Linked DNA regions of Mus musculus: all the other regions are linked to region 1. The links are chromatin loops, found by intact Hi-C in ENCODE. Cell type or tissue: heart. All regions are shown on one strand.

Region 1 (8,000 bases):
AAACCAGCCAAGGCTGCGTAACAAAATAAAAAAGATGCATGATAGTATACATTCCTAGTATTTGGCACACAGAGGCAGGAAGGAGCATCACCAGGAGCTCAAAATCAGACTGAGATACATAGCAAGACTGTCTCAAAAATACCAAAAATTCCTACTTGCTGAGTGATGTAGACTAAACTAAAAATTGACATTCTATGTAAAAGACCCAACAAATATATAAAATTACAAAAGAAAGATGTCCTAGTCTGTTTCTTTAACAAAAAAGCAAAAAAGAAAAGGTTAAGGGACAAATTCCTTGAAACAAAATATACTCACCCTGCCAAGGTCCTGCAGAAAGGTTTTGACACTGTCAGCCATCTCTCCACTGCCCAGACTATCAAATACAGCGAGAGGGAAGTGCCCCCAAACCATTCATCATGGAGGGCCTAGACAGAGATGGAGGAAAAAGACTAATGTTAAAGATCCATTACTTCATGATGTTTCTACAAAATGACACAACATTCTAGTATCCCTAATACAAGAGTAATAGACTCTGACACTAATAACGTCAACTAAGAGGCTAGACCTTTAACTGCTAAAATTAAGAGTCTGTTTTCTTCAGAGATGAGATACTGGAAGTTGTTCTGGCTAGTCCCACACTTGCTGAAACTACAGGAATGTTTAGATAAGGGGCAAAATGTGCTCCTGGACAAGTGGTCTCCCCTGAGCCTTGAATTTCCAAACCACTCCTCCCAAACACTTTCACTTTTGAGAATCTGGATAGAAATACTCTCTTAAGCAATTTTTATACTGGCTACATAGTCTCCAGCACTTGAATGTGAGACTGGAAAAGATGGCTCAGTGGTTAAGAGAACTGGCTACTCTTTCAGAGGACCAGAGATCGATTCCTCGATTCCTAACACCTATCTCAGACCACTGACAACCATCTGAACTCCAGCTCCCGGGGGTTCAATAACCTTTTCTAGACCTACACAGGCAGGTGCATGCACGCACACACAGAAGCTACACACTATGATAGATTGCAATTCTAGCACTCAGAAGGCAAAGGCAGGAGAATCACCAGTTTTCTCACCAGGCAGATACATATTAAGTTCTACACTGAAAACCCTGTCTCATATAATAACAATAATTTATTTTGATTCACTTTATTCATAGTCCTCAAATACATGGGAAAATTTAAGACATAATCTAAAACTACCAAACCCAGAGCTTCACATGTAATAAGCAAATACTCTACCATTGGCCTACAGTACCAGTTCACTTTCTAATCTTAAATATACATGCACATGTCTTTTAAGGATCATGTAAGAAACAAAGAATTTTAAACTAGACAGACTAAGGCTGACGGTCTAGTTCAATGGCAGGCTGCATGCTCACTCAATATGCATTGGAGCCAGAGAAACAAGCAAAAGGTCATAAAGTTCACATTTGTAAACAGTCTTTAGAAGGGTTAGAATGGTAAGGGTTAGTTAGAAAAGCTGAGGCAAGAGAATCAGGAATTCAAGGTCATCATCCACTAAATTGGAAATTTAAAGGAAGCTACATGAGACCCTGTTGCAAAAACTAAAGAATAGTAAAGGTTTCTCTCATATTATTTCTCAGTTGATTGGAAAACCCAGCTTTATAATTAATAAATTGACAGAGCTGCAAATAACTCAGAGTCGGGGCTGGGGAGGTGAAGGTGTGTCTTCTGCAGAGCCTACAGGTGGGTTGTCCTCTGACTTCACAAGCACACTGGCCATGGCTCATTCACATGTAAATGCAAGGTCATGCAAACAGATGCAAACAGACAATAAATGTTGAAAAGAACTGATAGAGAAAAAAAAAGTACAATTCAGTGGTAGAGTGCTTGCACGGTATGTTCCATTCCCAACACCAAGAGAAATTAAACTGAGACTGAGGGCTGGTGATGAAATCCTAGCATCCCAGCTGCCTGGCAGGCTAAGATAGGCACAAGTTCAAGGTCTACACAAGCTGAATTAATTAACAACTGGATAATTTAAAAAACTCTCTCAAAAACAAAACAAAACATTGGGAATATAGTTTAGTAGAGAACCTGCCTCGCATACACAGTCTCTAGTACCAAAATGATAAGAGGGTTCATACTAGAAAATCTTGTTTTTCAAGATGGGGTTTCTCTGTGTAGCTCTGGCTGTCTTGGAACTCACTCTGTAGACCAGGCTGGCCTTGAACTAAGAGGTCTACCCAGCTTTTTAAAAAACAACAACACACAAAAAAAAAACCAACTTAATTTTATGAAGATAAGTGTTTTGCCTGCATATATCTGTGCATCAGTCATATATTACAAATGTGAGCTGCCTTGTGGATGCTTCGAATTGAACCTAGGTCCTCTGAAAAGTAGTTAGTGCTCTTAAACATTGAGCCATCTCTTCAGCCCCTATATATAAATAATCTTAAAATACTAGTCTCTCAGCTGGGTAGTGGTGGCGCACACCTTTAATCCCAGCACTTGGGAGGCAGAGGCAGGAGGATTTCTGAGTTCAAGGCCAGCCTGGTCTATAGAGTGAGTTCTAGGACAGCCAGGGCCAGAGAAACCCTGCCCCCCCCCCAAAGACTCTCAATTATTTAATTTCTTTAAAGTGAACTCTCAGGTGAATGGAAAGTCTGCTTGCAAAAATATGAGATTTTAGGATTCCAAAGTTATCATGCCCCACCAAATCAAGCTTAGAATCTTCAATTTAAGAGATAATAAAATATAATAGTCAGCTTGTATACAACTCAAACTTCAAAACATAAAGGATACTTTCCTTGACCTCTGGCCACTTCAGCACCACACTGACCCAACTGGACTGATGCCATTCAGAACTGGACAAACAGGGAGTACAGTCAGAAGGCTGCCTGCATCTGCTCCTTACGTCAAATCCTACCCAAATGTGCTCACCTAGAGAAGTTCCTAAGGTTAGGAAACATCTGTTACTACTCCCACTCCCCCCTCCTAAAAAAGCAGAAAAAGAAAACCTCAAGAGCTTCAATCATGTGTACAGAGAAAGCCAGTGCTCTAGGAGTTGTGGTAAAAAGCAGTCCATGACCAGGAAACTAGTAAATGTCCAAGACACTAAGGTATATCACAAATGTACCACCATCTTAAGCAACAACTTGCTCATCTACAAATAAAGGGTAGCATATTAAAATTCTTCACGGGATAGAGTACGACAGAATAAACAAAGCTGAAAAAATTCTGGATAAATGTAATCCTGTTAAAGAACACACCCGACTTGAGGTGAGAAAATCCATTACTCTAGTTTTCTCCAAGAGCCCAGACAGGGAGCTTCAAAATCTGTCATATCCCAGAACCACTGTGTTATTTGACTCCTTGGCAGATTAATACCCGGCTTCTTCATGTACCAACTAACAAAGTACCAGTGACCAAATAGAGCCTTTAAAGGAAAGGCCATTATTATACCGTGGGCCTAACAACTTTTCTATGGGAGAGAACATTTGGTATGAATTGCCCTGTTTAACAAATTGCTGAGACAAGCAGAAAAATAACCTTCCACGATTTGAGACCACACACTGACTGACACAAAGGGCTCTAACAACAGAGAAAACCAAGATGCATCATCTGGTTCACAATATTTTACATATAAACGGTTTGTCAACAGTGAGTGAAAGCTAATTACAACCAACTTTGGAACTTCAGTGTTCTAACCGAGACTGGACTTTTTGGCTTAAGCTTTGCAACGAGGATTTTTGTTTAACCCAAGCATCACCTTCCTTAAACCTTGAAACACTGCTGGCCAATAAATTTGACAGTCTTTAGAACCGATTAAGCACCTACTGAGACATACTCCTGCACTTTCATTCCGAAGCCACCAGATTCAAGTCCCGGAAGGGAGGAAGCCAGTGTTTCCCACTCCAGGTAGGGAAAAGGTAAACACCCTCACGCATCACCCGGCCACAGGCTGCCTCCTGGGCAACCTGGGGTACTCGGCCCCTTCTCTCCCGCAGCGTCGGGGCAATTGGGGTGAGAACCCGTCTTCCTCCCCAGCCACTGCCGCGCACAAGGTGCGGACCTCGCTCACTGAGGGTCACCGGAGCTAAAGATAGCCCCGCCGCACCTGGGGAAAGCCTGAGTCCCGCGCGCCGCCGCCAGGCCTGCCCCTGCCGCCTTTCGCGTCCCGGGCCCTTCGGGGGCCGGGGTCCTTGCCGCAGCCCCTTCCAGAACCTTAGGAACTAGCTCCGGCCTGCCAGCCCTCGATGGGCCCTGCCGCCCAGGCTGCGATTTGCAAGCGGCTCGAGCCCACTGCCCGCCGCGGCCTGCACCTACCCCGCCACCCTACCGCCGCGGCTCCAGCCAGGGCGCTCGCCCACCGAGGCTCGGTTCGCCTGCTCCGCGCCCGGCTGCCCGCTCCGCCCGGGCGCTCGGAGAGCCGGGGCTGCGCCCACACTGGGCATGCCCGGGCCGCACGGGGCAGCTGGGAAGTCGGGCGGGCAGCCTGCCGGTCGCTGGGCAGGGGCGGGGCTAGCGAGGTAGGGCGGGGCCATACCGGGGGGCGTGGTCTGGGAGCCTGGGAATTGTAGTTGGCTGGACCTCAGAGTCCAGACTCATTCTGGGTATCCAGGTCCAGGATTCTAGACCTTTGTTGCCTCCTAGTCAAACCCCTTCTCACTGTTGAGCGATCGTTAACCTCCTTAATCTATCTACACATCAGTGCTGGTCTTTCTGATATCCTTTAAGAACAAATGATGAAAACAATAAAATAGGAGACACCTTGATAATTTGGAGGCTTTCTATAAAGACTAATAAACCAGGTATGGTGATGCACACCTGAAATCCCAGCCCTTGGAAAGCTGAAGAGAAGAAATGGTCCAAATTCGAGTCCAGCCTTGGCTACCTAGTAAGTACCAGCCTTGGCAGAGCTGTGTAACAACATCTTGATTCAGAAAAAAACAAAAGCAAAAAACAAAAACTCAATAGAGTAATCAGTTATCATGCACATGCAAAAAGCCCTGGCTTCAAGTCCAAGAATTATATTACACAGGGCATGATAGTACAATCTCAGCACTTGGAATTTGGAGGCAAGAGATCAGAAGTTTGAGTGATTCAGAATATAAGGCATCAACCACTTAGGTAGCATTTAGTGCGGATTGTAATGATGGAATGGCTGTGATAAAAAACAAGTAGAGATTGCTGTTTTCAACTGGCTCATTTCTAGCCTGGCTCCATAATTTCTTGTCATGAAACTGTAGGAAAAGCCACTTTTACCCTTTTCAGGTTTCTCCTTTGAATTTAAGAAACAAAACCCAGAAAGAGTCAAGTATAAGAAAAGCATACAAGTTAGCTAGTGAGTTAGTAGTGACTGACATATAAACCCTGAGAAGGGAATGAAGAAGATTGGAGATGGGTTTTCTTTTATTTTTTGGAGGGGGATGGAGGGAGGCTGGAGACAGGGCTTCACTCTATAGCTCCGGCTGTCCTGGAACTCACTCTGTAAATCAGGGTGGCCTGCCTCTGCCTCTGCCTCCCAAGTGTTGGGATTAAAGGCATGCACCACCACCCAGTTAGTTTAGTCCAGAGGAACAGAACTTAATGAATATATATGGGGTTTATTAGAATGACTTACAGGCTGTGGTCCAACTAAACCAACAATGGTTACCTGTGAATGGAAGGTCCAAGAGTTCAGCAGTTGTGCACTTCACAAGGCTGGGTGTCGAAGCTGGTCTTCAGTACACGCTGGAATCCCAAAGTAGTAGGCTCTACTGCCAGTGGAGGAATGGACTTGCCAGTGAGAGCAAGAGCAAGCAGGAAAGCGTGAGTTCCCTTCATCCATGTTCTTTATATAGGCTGCCAACAGGAGGTGTGGCTCATATTAAAAAAGAGTCTTTCCACCTCAAAAGATCTTGGTTAGGAGTCCTCGCGGCTGGGTGTGGTGGGATGTACTCACTCCTTTAGCTCCAGTACAGGGAAGGCTGAGGATTAACATTAAATTCGAAACCTGGCATGGCGCACGCCTTTAATCCCAGCACTTGGGAGGCAGAGGCAGGCAAATTTCTGAGTTCGAGGCCACCCTGGTCTACAGAGTAAGTTCCAGGACAGCCAGGGCTACACAGAGAAACCCTGTCTCAAAAAACCAAAAAGGAAAAAAAAAATTAAGTTCGAGGACACCCAGGACTAACACCCTGTCTTGAAAATAGAACTAGCTGTGAGGACCAGGCTGGCCTTGAACTTAGAGGTCCACCTGCCTCTGCCTCCTGATGCTGGGACTAAAAGAGTGTGCCACCAGTTCCCAGCCCAAATGTTTTTAAATGCCATTGTGCAAAGAATGGCAGTTGTAGAGAAGTGGTGGGTGGGGCTAAAGAGAAAAAATCGCATTTTGATAAGGTTTGGTTTGTACCCCACCTATTAACTATTTTTTAAAAATCTAGCCCAGTTAGACGTGTATACTGGACAAGTGCTTTATCACTGAGCTAAATTCCCATCCCCTTCAAATTCCTATTCAAGTTACTTTTAGAGCAGCAACTCCCTGCTTTTAAGAGGGAAAGGAAGCCGGGCGTGGTGGAGTATGCCTTTAATTCCAGCACTCGCGAGGCAGAGGCAGGCGGATTTCTGAGTTGAGGCCAGCCTGGTCTACAAAGTGAGTTCCAGGACAGCCAGGGCTATACAGAGAAACCCTGTGTCGAAAAACCAAAAAATAAAAAGAGGGAAAGGAGAGGATAATTGCCCCTCTTGGCCTGGCAGTGTAGCTCAGTGGTAGAGACCTGACTAGTCTTCCTCTGGCCCCACCTTTAAGAGAACTCCTTTCTTGCTGGTTTTGTTTCACTTTTAAGTGCTCTTAGCTCACAATTGCCCTTATAGAAAAATGGCATCATTTAGGGTGGCCTATTTGCTTACTCTCTGAACTATTCTGCCTCTTCTAGAAGACTTTGTTCCCTACTCCCAATCTCTTCTATGGCTCTTCACTTCTTTTTCTTCTTATTTCCCTTTGCCTTCACCAATGCTTAGACCTGCTACTGATCGGGTCATCTATAGAATCAAATGCTTATTATAAGCCATTATTATTATTATTCCTACGTGGAAAGAACCTGAAACCCAGATGTCAAAGTCAATGGCAAAACAAATGCCCAGACCTCTCAGATATAGCATAAGTGAGGTGGCCATTGCTACAATACAACATCATGTCCAAAAGCAGCTTGAAGAGGAATGTATTTGGCTTACAGTTTTATATCACATTCTGTCAATGAGTTAAAGTCAGGACAGGAACTTGAGGCAGGAAGTGAAGCATGAAGGAACATTGCTTACTGACTTGCTTTACGAGGCTTGTTTGGTCTGCTTTCTTATAACACCGAGGCCCACCTGCCCAGGTGCAGGATTGCCCTCAGTGGGTTGGGCTCTCCACCCCAATCATTATTCAAGAAAATCCAGCCTTACAGACTTATCAACAGGCAATCTGATGGAGACATAGTCTCAATCAGGGTCCTCTTCCCAGGTGATTCTTTACCTAACAAACTGACAAAGAACTAATCAGGACAGCTCTCTTCTATTTCAGTGGACTAACATTATTCCCTGGCCCAAGTTCAAGAACCATTCTAGAATAAACTTCCCCTTTCCCTGGTGTGCCCAAATCTTAGCTTCTTGTTCAAATCAGCAAGATAAAATGGAGAAGGGATCAAAGCTTCCAAAAGTAAAGTCCCTGCTGGTTTCAGTGTTTGGCACAAATCTGAAATCATAGCATTGGAAAGATAAAGACTAGAGGATTCCAAGTTCAAAGCTAGCCTGGGCTATATGAGAAAACCCTGCTTTTAATATATATCTATACATATCCTGATGATAGTGGTTCAAGACTTTTGCCCTGTACAGGAAGACAGAGACAGAGGCAGGTGGAGCTGTGTGAGTTCAAAGACAGCCTCGTCTATTTGTAAGTTCCAGGCCAGCTAGGACTCTATAGTGAGACTCCGATTCAACATAATAATGATAACCATATCATCATTCTGGATTTACATATGGAAACACTTAAGGGGAGAAACTCTTGTTTTCTTGT
Region 2 (8,000 bases), 81 kb after region 1:
AGTCTTAAAACCAGGACAACATGGCAATGGACCTGGGGTCCCACCCTTGTCACAGTTGTCCCTGACTCAGGGTCTGCTGATCTTCACTGTTCACTCTGCTTATAAACATGAAATATGTACATTAAGGAGAATTAGACCATATAGAAACATGTCCCAGAAGAAACATACTCCGTGATCTCACACTTGGAACTGCTTAATGGTTTCATGTACTGTTCTAGATTTTTCTGTGTTAGGATATATTTGTTATGAAGCTAATATATGTTCTTCAGCCTTCTCTATTGATAAGACTGCTTTAGACATGTAAGTCTCCCACTTTAATAAGGTGGTGTAAGACTACACTGACTGGTACGCTGTAATCCATTTACAGAAGCTTGATGGTGAAAGAGTGTGTTGTCAGATACTTTTGTTGATGCTAAAAATGAGGCTCAGATACTTTCTTATGGAATTTTCCCCAAAGTTGACTTCAGTAATGTAAGTTGTAACATTAGAACATGTTATTTTGTTAACACAAAAGCATTTATTTGTTTGGGAACAGAGCATGGACCTTACTAAACCAGTGTCCTATCATTGAGTTACAGTCTCACCCTCGAACATACAAATTTTAAACTGTTATAAAAATAATTCTTAAAACTCCTTAGACTTTAAAAGTTTTCCTACTGTCTATTTTTTGTATACATCAAGGAAATATTTCAGCAAGAGCTGTGTAGACTCCCTGAGAGTCCACAGTCCTTTAGGTCGGCATAGTCTAACCCTGTAATGGGCATTGCTGTGACCTGCATGGTTTGGGGGGTTGACCTGACTCGGGTAATGAGGAAAGCAGAAAGGACAGACACACAGACAGAAAAGCTGGGATTGGGTAGGCCATGTGCTAAAATGGAGATATAACAGCAGAAGCCTGGAAACTCCATACATTAATTTTATACATCTTAGTTGAGGGGGTCAGTTTATTGTAGATAGCTGAACATGGATGGATGAGGTTAGCTGATCTCTGTAGGAGAGTAGTTTCAGGTTGCAGTCAGTGGAGGGAGGAAGATATGGCTAACAGTCCCTGTATACATTGGTTTTAGCTAAGGGTCAACCATTTATAACAATCATACTCAGTCTTGAGAAAGGCTTTGCTGTCCTCCCTTCTCCTGAGCCTCATCTGGAGAAGGCTTTGCCATTTCCCTGGGTCTGAGGCTTCAGGGCCATTGAACTGGCTGACTATACTCTTTCAACAATACTCATTCACCCAGGACTTCATTTCCTCCCCACAGGACATAACATAGAATAAAGGTTCATTAGATAAACTTCATCTGTGGCCAATAAACTGGAGGTGAGAATTATTGCAATAACATCTTTTATGTGAGTAGAATATCCTTAAGGACAGTTTCATAGCTGGGCATGGTGAGGTATGCCCTTCGTGCTAGCACTCCAGAGGCTGAGGCAGGTGGGTCTCTGAGTTTGAGACCATCCTGGTCTACCTGGTGAGTTCCAGGCCAGCCAGGGCTACAAAGTGAGATCCCGTCTCAAAAAAACAAAACAAAACAAATAGCACAGTTTTATTAGTGATTCAGCAATTACTATTAACATTTAGATATTGTTTTGGCAAGTATTTATTTTTGTTAAAAATACGTGCTTGGTAGATGTATAGAAAGTGTAGATGATCGAACAGGGGAACATTTAAAGAAGTCAGTGGTAGATCCACATTGCAGAGACAACCCTGTGGCTCCCTGGGTGTATTCTTTCTCAACGTAAGATTCTGAATTTTGATAGAAACTTGTAGAGTGATGTATGAATGCCAGGTTTCCTCAAATCATTTCTCTCTTGCGTAGGGTGGAAACTGTCTAGCCTTAAAATTAAACTTCATACCCTTATAGTGTCTTGGCCCATATCTCCCTCTCTCTCCTTCTCTAGTTCTCTTCGCCATGAAGGAGGATAACGAGAAGGTGCCTACTTTGCTAACGGACTACATTTTAAAAGGTGAGAGCAGCTGCCCTCCTCCCAGAACAGAAGGGTCCTCTGAGTTCCTGCTCAGGCTGTGGAGCTCATGCTGAAACTCTCTTGGAGCTCCCACACCAGGCCGACCAGGCAGTAGTCACATACACCACATGATCGTCATGAGGGCTTTGAGGTCATGGGTGTTACTAGCAGGTCTGAAGAGATTCTGTTACTTCAGGTCACCACTGTGAGTCCTCATGAGGAACAAGATGCCAACAAAGGACTTACTGTGGAGAAATATGATAGCTCTTGCATCATGTCATTTTTGGTTGGGAAAAACAAAGCCTGAAAATAAGTTAAGACTTTCGGTACTTGAAAGGAAAATGATGTCATGATTAAGTTCGTCTCTTCATAACTTTTTATGAAAGAGAGTACTAGTAGACACCCAGGGCTCATTCATGCCAGGCAAGCAGTCTTCCATTGAGTGACAATTACTGTTCTGTGCTTCTTTTTGAACATTGACCATGGAATTTTTCAGTGCAGGCAACAGAAAGATGGTTCTTATCTCCCAGCTTCATTAACTCACAGCCAATCCTTTTTAAACAGTTTTTATGTATATAGTCCCTGAATGTTTGTTCACCTTGTGTGTGCCCAAAGAGGCCAGAAGGGGGAGTCAGTTCCCTTGAGACAGGAATTACAGACCTAGGTCTTCAGAAGAGTAGCCTGTGTTCTTAACTCTTGAGCCATGTCTCCAGCCCACACCAGTCTTATAAAGTCTTAACCAGGAATATTGTTTTGAAGCAAATTTCTGTTAGTATATTTCATCCATAAATATTTCAGTGTATATTCCTAAGAACTGGGCACATAGCCCCAATGCCATTGTCACAACTAAAGAGCTGGGGCTGAGACCCTGGGGTCCATTTCCAGAACAACAAAGGGGGGAGAGAAAAGGCTACAACTACAAAATTAAGCATACTGAGTGGCATTGGTGACCTAATCACTGTACGGCTCACCTTACTTTCTCCCATACAATGATTTGAGTTTATTTGTTTACATTAGGACCTGATGAAGGTCCATAAAATTTGATTATCTATCTCCTAAGTCTGTCTGTCTGTCTGTCTGTCTGTCTGTCTTTATGTCTCAGTCACTCCCACCCCCACTCTCTACTCTTCCTCTCTTTACCTCTCCACCTCTCCTCCAGGATCCCATGCAGACCAAGATGGCCTCAAACTCTCTCTGTAGCTGAGGAAGACCTTGACATTCTGGTCTTCCTGCCTTCACCTTCCAAGTGCTGGGATCAGCACGATGCCCAGCCTATAATGTACATTAACAACAACAACAGCAACAGCAGCAGCAGCAACAACAACAACAACAACTATAGCCTTCCCTTTCCCCTGTCTTCCTTCTTTTAAATTCGTTTGTTAAGCTATAGAATATCTTTGTCCTAGAGTCTTCCTAATTTCAGCCCAAGGTATAATTTAGTCTACTCTCTGTCTCCTTTATTTATTGTAACTAATGGAACAAGAGGCTTGATCAGATCCAAGCTTGGGTCTTTTGCCAAACAGACATAATGAGTATTTGTAGGACCCTGTGAAGAACACTACACTGTCTGCATGTGTCTTCTTTTAGTCTGTAACTGGCCATTGATGACAGCACACTGTCTAGACCCAACATCTTATGAATTCTTGCTCCACATTCATACAAAACTTAGAAGAGTTGCAGGAGGTTTATGGAACCTGGTTATGAAATCCCAAACTGTACTCTTTCTATGGGGATCAGGGGGATTAATGTTAAATTTCAATAGGAAGAATTTAGGTTAAAAATTAGAAAGAACTTGTGACTCTGAAAGACTTTGCAAGAAAAGAAGTTTTTCAAAGAAGTTTGTAGAGATGAGTTATGTGACATTGGTGAGCAGACATGTGACCTGCTGAAATGTCAGTGAATTTATAAAAGTAGTTAATATTTACGAAGCATATTTTACAAGTCTCTCAGCAACCTACGAGCAGCTTAGGTATATCCTAGTATGTGGGTGAAGAACAAGAATGGAAAGGAAAGGCATTTTCTTAAAGCCACAGAGTTAGATCCATGGGCGGTGGAGACTACAGTGCTTGATATTGTAACGGACACCTGTCATTCTCTTCTGTCCTCAGAGGGATGACTCAGGGCTGCAGTCATTGCCTGGTCCTCAGGGTAGCTCTCTGCTCAGTGTGATCCCTGCATGACCTCTCGCCTCTTCTCGTTTCAGTGCTTTGTCCAACCTAACCTCATCTTTGGAGCAGCCTCACTACAGGAGGTCACTGAGCAAGAAAGTCATTCCATCGCTGGGATTGCATGACACCACGTAACCTCCGGCGTGTATTTAAACGTGTATAGCTTAACCTGGATTAAACAAGAGCAACTGCGCGCGGGATCCTTTGCTGTTGGCTTCTAGTGCTAGTAATCATTGGATGCATGATCGGGCGCAGGGCCAGAGATTCTGCTCCCTCTCCACCTGTGTTGGGGAAGGCAGGTGCCCTCACCACTCATTATGTAGTCTGGCTCCAGCCCTCAACCCAGCTTATACTCTTAAGACTAATTTTGAAATAAACCTTCATTTAATTAATATTCTTCATGGTTTTTGGAGAGTGGTGTCCATTGGCTCTGTGTTCCAAACCCTTTAGGGAAATGATGTCCAACTGTCCTCAAATGCTGGTCTGTAGCCATGGCACTGATGCCCTGTGGTGGGCACTGGTGAGGTCATGTGATGTAGTAAGGTTGCCTATTCTACAAAAGGAGGCTATCTGTGGTCTCGTAAGTCTCCACTGCTTGGAAATGTGTGGTACAAACTAGATAGTCTGAGGATAGGAAGAGATAGAGAATCTCAGGGATGTGCCAATAAGCTGCAGTGCCTCTTATTGGGGTATCAGGTTGGATTTTGGTGGTCTTGGAGCACAGGGGCTGGAGGGAAGTAGTTTTGCTGACCTCAACTACCTGGAAGACTACATCTCTTTCCTGAACTGAGGTTTATCATCACTCCTTGTCTGCCCTCAATGGCCTGTGAGAACAGCATCTTGTATCATTGCTCCTCCTTCCTGAACCCCTGAGGACCAGTGGCACTGACTCCTCCATATAGTCTCTGGCTTTGATAGTAGGCATCTGTCAGCCTCGAAAACCAGCAGGTGAATTGCTTCCCTTGTATCCTGGATGCTGACTTTGTCTAAGCGTAGCCTGAATCCCATCCCCTTTCATCTCCTACCTTGAGTGATACTAACCCTGCAGTTCCCATGCAACTGGCTTTCAAAACATATGGGGTGGCCACTTTTAGCCGGCTGCCAGCCCTATCATTTTCTACATATTGCGTTACATCACAGCAACGTAGAATCACAAGCAGGTATGGATTCATACCTTCTGGGGTTTTCAGGGGACAGAGCCATGAAGCAGAGATGCTCAGCAACTTACCTGAGGCAACTTAGGACATAGTAGAGATGGACTGACACTTTGGTCTCATCTGAGTAGATGTTCACTGATGCTTTGGGGACATAGTGCTTGCTTAACCACCTGGGCCTCTCCATATGAAGCCTACTGACAGTGACAGTGCAAACAGACAGGGTGAGTTCTCTGCCACTGTTTTCTCTGTCTTCTGGTTTTTTGTTTTGTTTTGTTTTGTTTTGTTTTGTTTTTGTTTTTGTTTTTGTTTTGTTTTGTTTTAGCCGAAAAGGAGCAATCTTTGGGGAGAAGGGCAAAGGAGGAAAGCCTTACTCTACCAGGAAAGCTACCAGAGTACCTGCAACCCCATCATGTGTGTTTATAGCACCAAGCTATACATAGACCATGCCCCGCCCCTGGATGTCACATAAGGTGGAAAAAACTACAAAGCACGCATACACACCACTAGAATCCATATACTGACACACTAGGCCTTTGACAAAACAAAAGATAACTTCAATTCTGAAACTCCTCAGCTCTAAAACTACAGATGCCAAAGCCTGCTAGTGATATGAAATCATTGGGAGGTTTAACATTTTGCCTGTCTTCAGGTTTTTCCTCGGTTTCAGCAAATGGGAACTAGTGGAACACCCCCCACCCCCCCCACCCCCCCCACCTCCACCCTGAGCTTTTCTTCCTGCCTTGGGTTTATCAGATCTGGGTCAGCCACTTCTTTCCCCCAATTTATCCTGCCAGCAGGTGTCTGAAGCAACTCGGAGACAAGCTAATCAAAGCCAATGGTGGTTAAAAATAAACCTCAAGTGTCTGGGACCCTCTTATTGCAGGAGGAGGTTATCAGGGAAAGGGAGAGAAGGGTGCCTCGGTTTTCTTACCTTTTCTGAGAGGGACTGTGAAAGCCATCCCTCAAGATTTTGTACTACCTGCTCTTCCTTCCCTCTGTCCCCATGAGTCAAGGTTTGATGTCCAGCAGTACTGACCTCACCTACAAGACAGACAAAATCCCTGGCCCTCCCTATAGCTGGTGTTCACATCAAATTTGGGAAAAGCTTTGCTTTAACTCTTAGGGTACCTAGAGCTCTGAATGGAGCCTAAACCCAAGGAAGGCTCAGCTGGTGTTAAGAGGTGAAGCCAGTGCTCTCCTCAGCCTCCCCCCAACATTCTGGAATACCATAAGAAAATGGGCTGGAGGGGGGAAGCCCAAATGATGAGCTGCATTTCAGGGCCCATCACACTCCATCACAAAACCCACACCAAGTTTAAGTTTTCAACAGTCCATCAGTAGCGGAGAGTCCCATCTATCAGGAGCCGTCACAGATAGGTTAGTGGTCGGGTAGCTGGGAGTTTCCTGAACTCAAGTGTGTTTCTATTAAAAGATTTTTCTAAATCTAGTCTGATCATATCCCAGGAAGAAAAGTCATTATGGTACTGGAGGCCAGCCTTTAATTATGTGGCGTGGAAGCATAGGATGGGGTGGGGTGGGGTGGGCATCCCTCCAACCTTCTCTATCTGTCTTAGGATGGGAGACAGCCGTGACCTTTCAGGATGAAAACAACATAGCAAGCGTTTTGTTGGCCCTAAGTTTTGTAGGATGAGCTGGAATTTTCTTTGAAATTATAAGAGCTTTCCACTCTCACTACAACATGTGGAGTAGAACTATCTTCAGTCAGTGGTCATGAGGAACTGTAGACTGTCAATGAGTAGGCATGATTGTCTACTGTAAGGTGTGTGTATGCTTAGCATCAAACCAAGGACTGCCCAAGAGAGACATGCTCTTCCAATTGATCTATACCCTCAGCACATACCCAGGTGCCTTAAGAAGCATTATAACTTAAGGCTTCAAGTATTTGACTGAAACCATCTCATCTGCACTGCTGAGCACCAATCGTGACCTAGGCTCTCCCACTACAGCCTTGTCACCGAGAACATTATAGGATCTATGTAGGAGGTTGAAAGCTAGGGTGTCCCAGAATGACAGTTTTTCCTGTTCGGAAAGCAAGAAATAGGGAGAGGAGCCTCATTTCCCGGAAGCCAGGAGAGGTGACTCTCATCCCTGAGACAGCCTCCAAGATTAGCATTCATGAGAGGGGAGTAATTATATGCTACTTTTAGAGAAGAGACACTCCCATTCTTGATGGTGCCTGACTATGTATTTCTTTGTGAGGCCGAGAGGATCATCATTTGTTGGATTTCTGTCTGAGCCAGGGGTCTGCACTCTTCTATGCTTTGGGAGGGGAAGCACAGGACATTCTGTTGACCAGGGAGGTGCTTTGGTTTTTTTTTTTTTTTTTTTTTTTATGCCTTGTTTCTGAAGAACAATGAGCCACCTTAGCCCACAGCCTGGCAACCTCACATTCTACCCAAGTCCTCATGCATATTCATCCTGCTTCCAAGAGCTCAGCGTGGAATATGCAAATTGGACAGGCAGGAGCAAGTTGGCATTTCGATAATAGCTTTGTCTGAAAAAACCCCAGGGACACAAGCGCTCTCTCTCTCTCTCTCTCTCTCTCTCTCTCTCTCACACACACACACACACACACACACACACACACTCCATCTTCTCTCTGTCCTCCCTCCTCCTCTCCTACTGTCCCTGCCCCCACATGTCCCAGAACAGGAAAATGAATCATATGTTGCAAGAAGTGAGGAGTCAGGTG
Region 3 (8,000 bases), 71 kb before region 1:
GATGCAGAGTTCATGGAGATGCAGAGTTCGGCATTTGCCCAGTTGGTTCTCTATCTTGCTTTGGGGATTACAGTTAAGTAACTGGATGGATCCGAGAAGAGACTTTGGACTTAAACATTGTTAAGACTGCTACAGACTATGGGGAAATGTATGTATGCAATGTTTAGGTATGGCCTCCATAGACTCATGTGTTTGGACAAGCCTATGGGGGCCAGGAAGTGAAATGTGATGGTCGGTATATGCTTGGGCCAGGGAGTAGCACTATTAGGAGGTGTGGCCTTGTTGGAGTAGGTATGTCATTGTGGGTATGGGCTTTAATACCCTAGTCCTAGCTATCTGGAAAAGAATATTCTGCTACCAGCCTTCAGATGAAGATGTAGAACTCTCAGCTCCTCCTGAATCATGGCTACCAGGATGCTGCCATGTTCCTTCCTTGATGATAATGGACTGAACCTCTGAACCTGTAAGCCACCCCCAGTTAAATGTTGCCCTTATAAGAGTTGCCTTGGTCATGATGTCTGTTCCCAGCAGTAAAACCCTAACTAAGACACAGGTCTATATGATTAACCTAAAATATAACATTAACAAGGGCTGAAGAAATGGCTCAGCAGTTAAGAGCTTTTCCAGAGATCTTTAAGTTCAGTTCCCAGCAATCACATAGTGATTCACAACCCTCTAAACTGAGATCTGATGTGCTCTTCTGAGAGGCAGGTGTACATACAGACACAGTACTCATGCAATAGATAGACAGACAGATAGAATTAACAAAATATTAATCTTACCCCTTTCATCCAAGAGGAGGTTTTCTGGTTTAATATCCCTGTGAGTTATTCCAATTCCATGAAGATAAACCTAAGTGGGAGGTCAAAACAGTAGAATTTAGCAACTCACATTATTGATGCTAATTTTAAGCAAGGGGAAAGAGGCTGTAGTACCTACCACCCCTGCCATGAGTTGGTGGAAGAACCTCTGAGCATCTTGTTCAGGCATCCCTATGTCTGGCTCTGGAAGAAACAATTATAGTCTATTGAAAGATTATAATCAGGCATCAACCATACAGGCTCTTAATTCATATCTCACTATGTTTATACTTAAGCAAACGGAAATGCATACTATCAAAAGACTTAAGTCCATTAACAAATACATCACTAAATAACTCACATCTCCCTAGATGCTAAATAATAAAAATAAGCTAACATCATAGGAAAGTAATTTAAAAGTATTTTAATCTTATACTAACCCCAGTGGACTTCATTTCCTTCAAATGTCTCCCTACTTCTTCTAACACAAAGTTCAGGGCTGGAAAGATGGCTCAAAAGTTAAGAGCACTGGCTGCACTTCTATAAGACCAAGATTTGGCTCTCAGCACGCACATGAGTCACAACAATTTGTCAGCTCCAGGGGATCCAGTACCCTCTTCAAGCCTCTTATAGCATCAGACATGCCTCCACAGGCACCAGGTGTGCACATGGTACACAGAATACAAAACAGCCATAAAATAAATAAATAATTTTAAATAGTTCCCAATGACTGCCAACAGGGAAGTCATGTACAATTTCACTACATCACAGACTTAAATCATAAAACTTTTACATCACAAAGTCAAGAATGCCTGACTCTTCCTCCAATTTTCCTGTTACATAACCAATTCTGAAATAAAATTGATCTAGCTAACATTTAAAAATGCAGCTAAGAGAGTTGGGTGGTGGTGGTGCACACTTTAATCCCAGCACTCAGGAAGCAAAGGCAGGTGGATTTCTGAGTTCAAGGTCAGCCTGGTCTACAGAGTGAGTACCAGGACAGCCAGGGTTACAGAGAGGAACCTTTTCTCTAAAAACCAAAGAAACAGCTGAGAACATGGTTGAGTAGTAGACCAGTTGAAGGGCCTGTGGAAAGATGGTGGGTTTAATGTCCAGCAGCACACACAACGTATGAAGGTGTTCAGTAAAATATTTATCTTAAATCTTTTCCATACCAATTCTATCAAAAAGTTCTCCTCCACTACAGTACTCCAGAAACAGATACTGGATATGGCCTTCCCTCCTGTGGCCATAGAATTTCACTACATTCTCGTGGCTTAACATTTTATTGATGCAGATCTCTTTCTTAATATTTTCTGGACAGTCTATGGCCCGCTTCATGTCTACAATTTTCACTGCAACAGCTTCTTCAGTTATTCTATTCACAGCAAGTTGAACTCTTAAAAAGAAAGAGAGAAAAAGTTACAACATTTTCACCTCAGAATTCCCTTTCTCCTAACTCTTCAAAAGATTACTGATACACACCTGTAATTCCAGCATTCTAGAGACAAAAGGGTCCAAGTTCAAACACAGCCTAGACTACAAAGAAACTTTCAAAGAAAAAAAACAAAAAAAGCAAAACCCTAGCAGCGGGTGGAGGTGTCTCTGAGAAGCAGAGGCAAGCAGAGCTCTTGGAGTTTGGTGCCAATGAGATATTTATTCTCTCTACAAACAAAACTGAGGGGTGGGGATACCTGAGGGGGGGCCTGGAGAGAAGGCTCAGCATGTAAGAGCACTTGCTTCAGACCTCAGCCGTTTCCAGCACCCACATGGTAGCTCACAATCATTTGTAATTTCCAGTTCTGGGGGAATCCCACACTTCTGGCCCTCTGTGGGCAAACACTCATCCATATTTTAAAAATGCATAAATCTTAAGAAAAAAAGCTTCAAAAAGTTAGATGTAACACACCCCAAACTATTCTTCCTTTCTTCATCAAGGAAAATGAAATGGCCTCTGCTATGTTCTCAGACGCATTGAGACAAATGTGAAGCATTGCCATTAATGCTCCAAGAAAGTCTTGGAAACTTGGAAACCTTGTGCTTGCAAGTTATCTAATAACTGACCATGCTTTGAAAGACAATAGCAAGTCTACAATACATCACATATACACATGATCTAGTAATACAACAGCATTACTTTACACTTATTAATCTCATGCATATATGCCTGAGCCAACTACTGAACACATCTTTAAGGTAAGAACCATTAATTCTATCATCAGATGAAGAAACAAAGGCACATAAAGCTTGCTCAAGAACACAAATACAGCCAGGCGTGGTGGCACATGCCTTTAATCCCAGCACTCGGGAGACAGAGGCAGGCGGATTTCTGAGTTCGAGGCCAGCCTGGTCTACAAAGTGAGCTCCAGGACAGCCAGGGCTATACAGAGAAACCCTGTCTCAAAAAACCAAAAAAAAAAAAAAAAGAACACAAATACAACCAGGATCAGCTGAGTGTGGAGATCTGAAATTAGGCAGGATGCCGCCAGGGTCTTTTCATTATCTCATTTAAAATTCTAAGACACATGATTTGTTAGGAAAACAATTCTTTTATAAAAGAAAATTTTATAAAAGTAAAATTAAAAAAAAAAAAGAAAGAAAAGAAATTGGACCGTCAAGCACAGGCTTGTCATACCTACCTGGGAGGCTACAGTGTACAAGTTCAAGGCCAACCTAGGCAATTTAACAAGATTTTGATCTGAACAAAAACAAATGTAAGAAGAAATTTGGTGTTTTACAGGCCTAGAAATGTAGCTCATGGCAGAGCATAAGCCCAGCATGAGTGATGCACTAGGTTCAATGTCTACCATCACAAAAGAGGAGGAACAGGTGTGGATGTGCTTCACTCACTCAGAGCCTTGATGTACAAATGCGAATATCCATGCTCTTTGCCACTTGAAATAAAGGACTTTTTTTAAAGTGTGTACTCAGACAACAGGTGGAAAACTAAAGCAAACAAACAGGTAATATTTAAATTAGGAAGACCATGGTAATGGCCAGGCAGGTTAAGCCTCTTGCTGTCAGGCCTAATGATCCCTCCAAACCTTCAACAGAACCAGCTCCTGCAAGTTGTCTTCTGACCTCCACAGGTGCACGCACCATAGCACGACAGACAGACAGACAGACAGACAGACACACACTGCAATAAAAAATTAAAATGAGGACTCAAACTTACTCTCCATAGGCACCTTCTCCCAAAGTTTGCACCAAATCCCAGTCTTCCACAAAAGGCACTGCCATGACTCCAAGCACAGCGACTGTAAAATGCAGGATCCCAGAAAATACTGGGGATGAGTGTAAACTCTCATCACCTGTAATGCCACTGAGCCATGTCTCCTGCTATGATTCCGCACGACTTTCTTTTCATCTTACATCTGAACCATATTTACCCACGTCATAATACTGAACTTGAACATTTTGTCCTGTTTATCACAAATCCTGTTTCCACGTTTGTCCTCCGTCCGCCTTTATGCAAAACTGAGCACTTGCTTGGCTCCAGGGTTGCAAGACAAGAGCTTTCGGGTGAATGATCCGGAAAGGGAGTTGCGGGCAGGTCAGGGTGCGGGGGTGGGGAGCAGCTGGGTGTAACTACGGTAATTACTGCCAGAGCAGCCCCTCCTCCCACCCGCTCACTTCCAATTCCCACCCCAACGGCACGTGTCCCCAGCACCGGGAGGGAACAGGGCGGGGCCAAGCCGCGGAGAGAAGCGGGAGGCAGGGACCCCTAGAGCCGGGAAAGCATGCGAACCCCGGAGCCTTACAATCGCTCTGGTCCCTTTATGCTGGAGAGCCACGGGCCACCCGCTCCAGCCCGGGCTCCGGGCGGCCCTCCCACCTCTCTGCTAGTCTGGACCACTCCCTCCCCGCGCCCGTCCACACTAAACAAGCCCTCTGGGTCCTTTGCTGGAGTTCTTTCCCACTGTTCAGGACGCCCTTCTCACCAAGCAGTCCTTTGCCAGCTGCCACAGGAATCCAAATGCACAGCTTTTCCCGCCAAAACCTGCTTGCGTCATGCTGTCGCAAAAGCGCACACCTCTGCCGTAAAGCGGGCCGGCGCGCGTTGTCCTATCCCAGGCTCTGCAGAGGAGCGACTTCAGTAGACCGACCGCGCAAGGACCCTTCCTTCTAATACTGGCTGAAATTCTGATGTGGCCGTAGTTAAGACACAAGCTGACCAGATTTGGTATTGACGACTGCTTTGGTGAGAACTGATCTCTGAGTCCGAATGAAATGGAAATGGCACGGGGCGTGTGCCACGCCTTACGTTGCTCCACAGAGGCACCGAAGCCTCCATCCAGACTGCGCCACCAGTTGGGCCAAGAACCCAGGTTCCCTGCCACTCAGAGCCTGCAAAGGCTGCACCGTTAAGTACGTAAACCGACCTGCTCTTGACCTCGGAGCCCCAGGGAGGAAGGCTCAAACTAAGCGACACAGAGTGCTCTGTAAACTCAATTGTGCCCCCCTTAGTATTCGAATTGAGAAGCTAGCAACTGCTGCTGGAATTCTGAAAAAAAAAAAAAAAAAAAACGAAGGAAAGCAAGTGTGGTGGTGCATGCTTGTAGACCTAGAACTTGGGAAGCGTAAGCAAGAAGATCTTGAGTTCAAGGCAATCCGAGTTATACAGGGTTAGTCTTACCAAAAAAAAAAAAAAAAAAACGAAGGGGAAAAAAAACCACATCGCCGCGGATGTGTGAGGGGAAAGTGCAGTGAGAGTCACCAATATTGCCTGAACAGGAGGCTCCAGAACCAGTTAAATCTTTTTTTTTTTTTTGGGGGGGGGGGGACACACGACTATTTGCCTGTACTAGCTTTCTTAAACAAGCACGGTGGCCCACCACACTATAGAGATAAAGCAGGAGATACCCAACCAAGATGCTCGCTTTCAAGAAAAAACAAACAGCAAAGTAGACTTAATGGTGACTCATCTATAACCTCAGTCTAGGGAGGTTGAGCCAGGGAAAGTGATTCAGGTTGGTCAGCCTGAGCCAAGGGTGTGTGAGTGTGTGTGATCTTATCTAAAAAAAAAAAAGGAGGTGGGTTGGGGAGCACAATCAATATTCCTTAACTAGGCTAGACTTATGGCATAATGGTAGAATGCCTGCCAAGCATACAAAAGTCTCATAATAGAGAAATGTCAATTCTAAGAAAAGGGACTTGGATACAAAAAATAAGGAAACAATGAAACCATGTGCTGGCTAGTCAAGTGCATTGCCTCTGAGCTACATCTCCAACTCCATGAAATCTAACCTGGAAATGTTTAAACTTAAACCATGTTATCAGTTTAGGGTTCGTGTAATTAAAAACAAGCTATTAGATTATTTCCATTTCTTTGTGATTTCCTGTGTATATTCTGAAATCTACAAGAGGTTGATTTAGTCTTTTTTTTTTTTTTTTTTTTTTGGTTTTTTGAGACAGGGTTTCTCTGTGTAGCCCTGGCTGTCCTGGAACTCACTCTGTAGACCGGCTGGCCTCGAACTCAGAAATTCACCTGCCTCTGCCTCCCAAGTGCTCTTAAATGGAATCTAGGTTCCTCTAGTCTTAAATGGAATCAATGTCTTATTTCCTGGAAAAGACACAGTATCAGAGTTCTGACTTGGAGAAGAGTGTGTATATGTGTGTGTGTGTGTGTGTGTGTGTGTGTGTGTGTTTATGTGTTTGTGTGTACACCTATACCAACAACAGGGAGGTGAATGTAGGAAGACCAGTTCAGGTTCACATTGGTTATATAGAAAGCTCAAAGATAACCTGGAATAAATTAAATACTGTCTCAAAACACCTAATGTGTCTGAATCGATTAAAAGAAAACTGTTCAGACACAGAGGAGTAACTGAAAGTGAAGAGAGGTGGGGAGTAGGAGGACTCATGATAAAACTCCCTAAAATTAGTTAGGAAGGAATAGTAGTGAAACGAGGCATAACACTTGCCTGTAATCACAGCACTTCGGAGGGAGATGGAGAAAGATCAGGAATTCAAAGCCACCCTAAATTTGAATCTAACCTAGGCTACATGAGACTGACTTTAAAGGAGGGAGGGGCCACATAAACAATACCCTCTATTCCTTTCTGAGTATGAGAAATTTTGGGAAAACTGAAAGCCTACTGAAAATAAAAGGTAACAAACACAAAATAATGATTAATCCCAAAGACACCAATGACAGTACAGGAAAGTGACTTGACATGCATCGTGGGAAGCCCAGAATTGAAATGAGGACACCAGGCAACTCTGAATATGAAGGTCAAAATGGGGCAGTCACACGACTACCTATGAAGCAGAGATCTCTAAACACTTCCTGTTGTATAACCAAGGAAGAGCTCTATAACCAAGGAAGAGCTCTTCCCCAAAGCTACTAGTAAGGTTTGAGATAGTAAATGATTGCTAAACTATAAAGTAGACATAGTAAAAGGTGTGGCTATCCTGAAAATAGCATTTAAATTTAAGTGTATGTACTGAGAGTTGAACCAATATGCTTTCCTTTTCTACTTTAACCTAGAAAGGCAACAGCCTGGCCAATATCCTTGAATAAAAGGACAGAAATCCTGAATCTTATGTACAAAAGAAAGAAGGAAAGTTAACACATATTATGGAAGAAAAAGGAAATCTAACACCAATATCAACAACTTCTCAGTGTGCCAGCCCAGCCTGATCATAGTACATTAAAAAGCATATGCACACATTCTCCATAACACTTTAGACCACCCAGTCTGAAAAAAGCAGTCAGCCAAGAATTTGGAAAAGTCTTTAATTGGAAAGGCAGCAAAACAATGGGACAAAAGAGATCTCTAAACAAGAGTGCTTAAGACTTTAGAAATATGAAAGCAGAAAAGAAAAAAGTTATTTTTTTTAAATATGGTTGAAATTAAGAGATGTTGCTCACTGTTAAGAGTGCTTACCTAGCATGCACAGGGCCCTGGGCTTAAACCTACGCACAACATACAAAAGGGGAGAGGGAGGGAAGAGGAAGGGAGGAAAAAGAGAGGGAGGGAGGGAGGGAGGGGAAAACAGAGCAAGACCACAAATACAGCTGAGGAAATCTCCAAAAAGGTAGAATAAAGAAGAGCAACTAAGAAACTATTAGAAAACTGACTCAGAAAGCCCCACACTCAAATAACTTCATCATGGACTGGGGAGTTAATTCAACAGTTAAAACCAATGGCTGTTCTTACAAAGGGTTCAATTCCGAGCACTTGCATGGCAACTCAC

The links. Peaks named below come from ENCODE experiments on the same cell type or tissue, not always from the same donor. Only the 100,000 strongest peaks of a DNase experiment are listed, where the experiment ranks them.
Region 2: a loop joins it to region 1, with 2.8 times the contacts of the local background. A loop is called at or near these places in 9 of 42 quality-filtered maps.
Region 3: a loop joins it to region 1, with 2.6 times the contacts of the local background. A loop is called at or near these places in 2 of 42 quality-filtered maps.

What each region holds. Positions count from the first base shown.
Region 1 is chr9:36,792,925-36,800,924 of GRCm38, forward strand. It overlaps Ei24 (etoposide induced 2.4 mRNA), which reads right to left and starts at 4,410. Exons shown (of 11, transcript NM_001199494.2): 1 at 4,289-4,410; 2 at 316-425. The coding sequence starts at 357. In heart, no CTCF peak of the experiment used is centred here; a DNase peak (open chromatin) is centred at 4,467; H3K4me3 peaks cover 1,542 bases; H3K27ac peaks cover 902 bases.
Region 2 is chr9:36,874,401-36,882,400 of GRCm38, forward strand. Fez1 (fasciculation and elongation protein zeta 1 (zygin I)) reads left to right here. Exons shown (of 10, transcript NM_183171.5): 9 at 1,897-1,962; 10 at 4,166-4,524. The coding sequence ends at 4,182. Among named protein-coding and RNA genes, the nearest start is that of Fez1, 46 kb to the left of the region's middle. In heart, no CTCF peak of the experiment used is centred here; no DNase peak of the experiment used is centred here.
Region 3 is chr9:36,721,822-36,729,821 of GRCm38, forward strand. It overlaps Chek1 (checkpoint kinase 1), which reads right to left and starts at 4,837. Exons shown (of 13, transcript NM_007691.5): 1 at 4,742-4,837; 2 at 3,976-4,057; 3 at 1,976-2,199; 4 at 940-1,004; 5 at 783-852. The coding sequence starts at 4,040. It overlaps Stt3a (STT3, subunit of the oligosaccharyltransferase complex, homolog A (S. cerevisiae)), which reads right to left. Exons shown (of 18, transcript NM_008408.5): 18 at 7,523-8,000. In heart, a CTCF peak has its summit at 4,768; a DNase peak (open chromatin) is centred at 4,810; H3K4me3 peaks cover 2,460 bases; H3K27ac peaks cover 1,576 bases.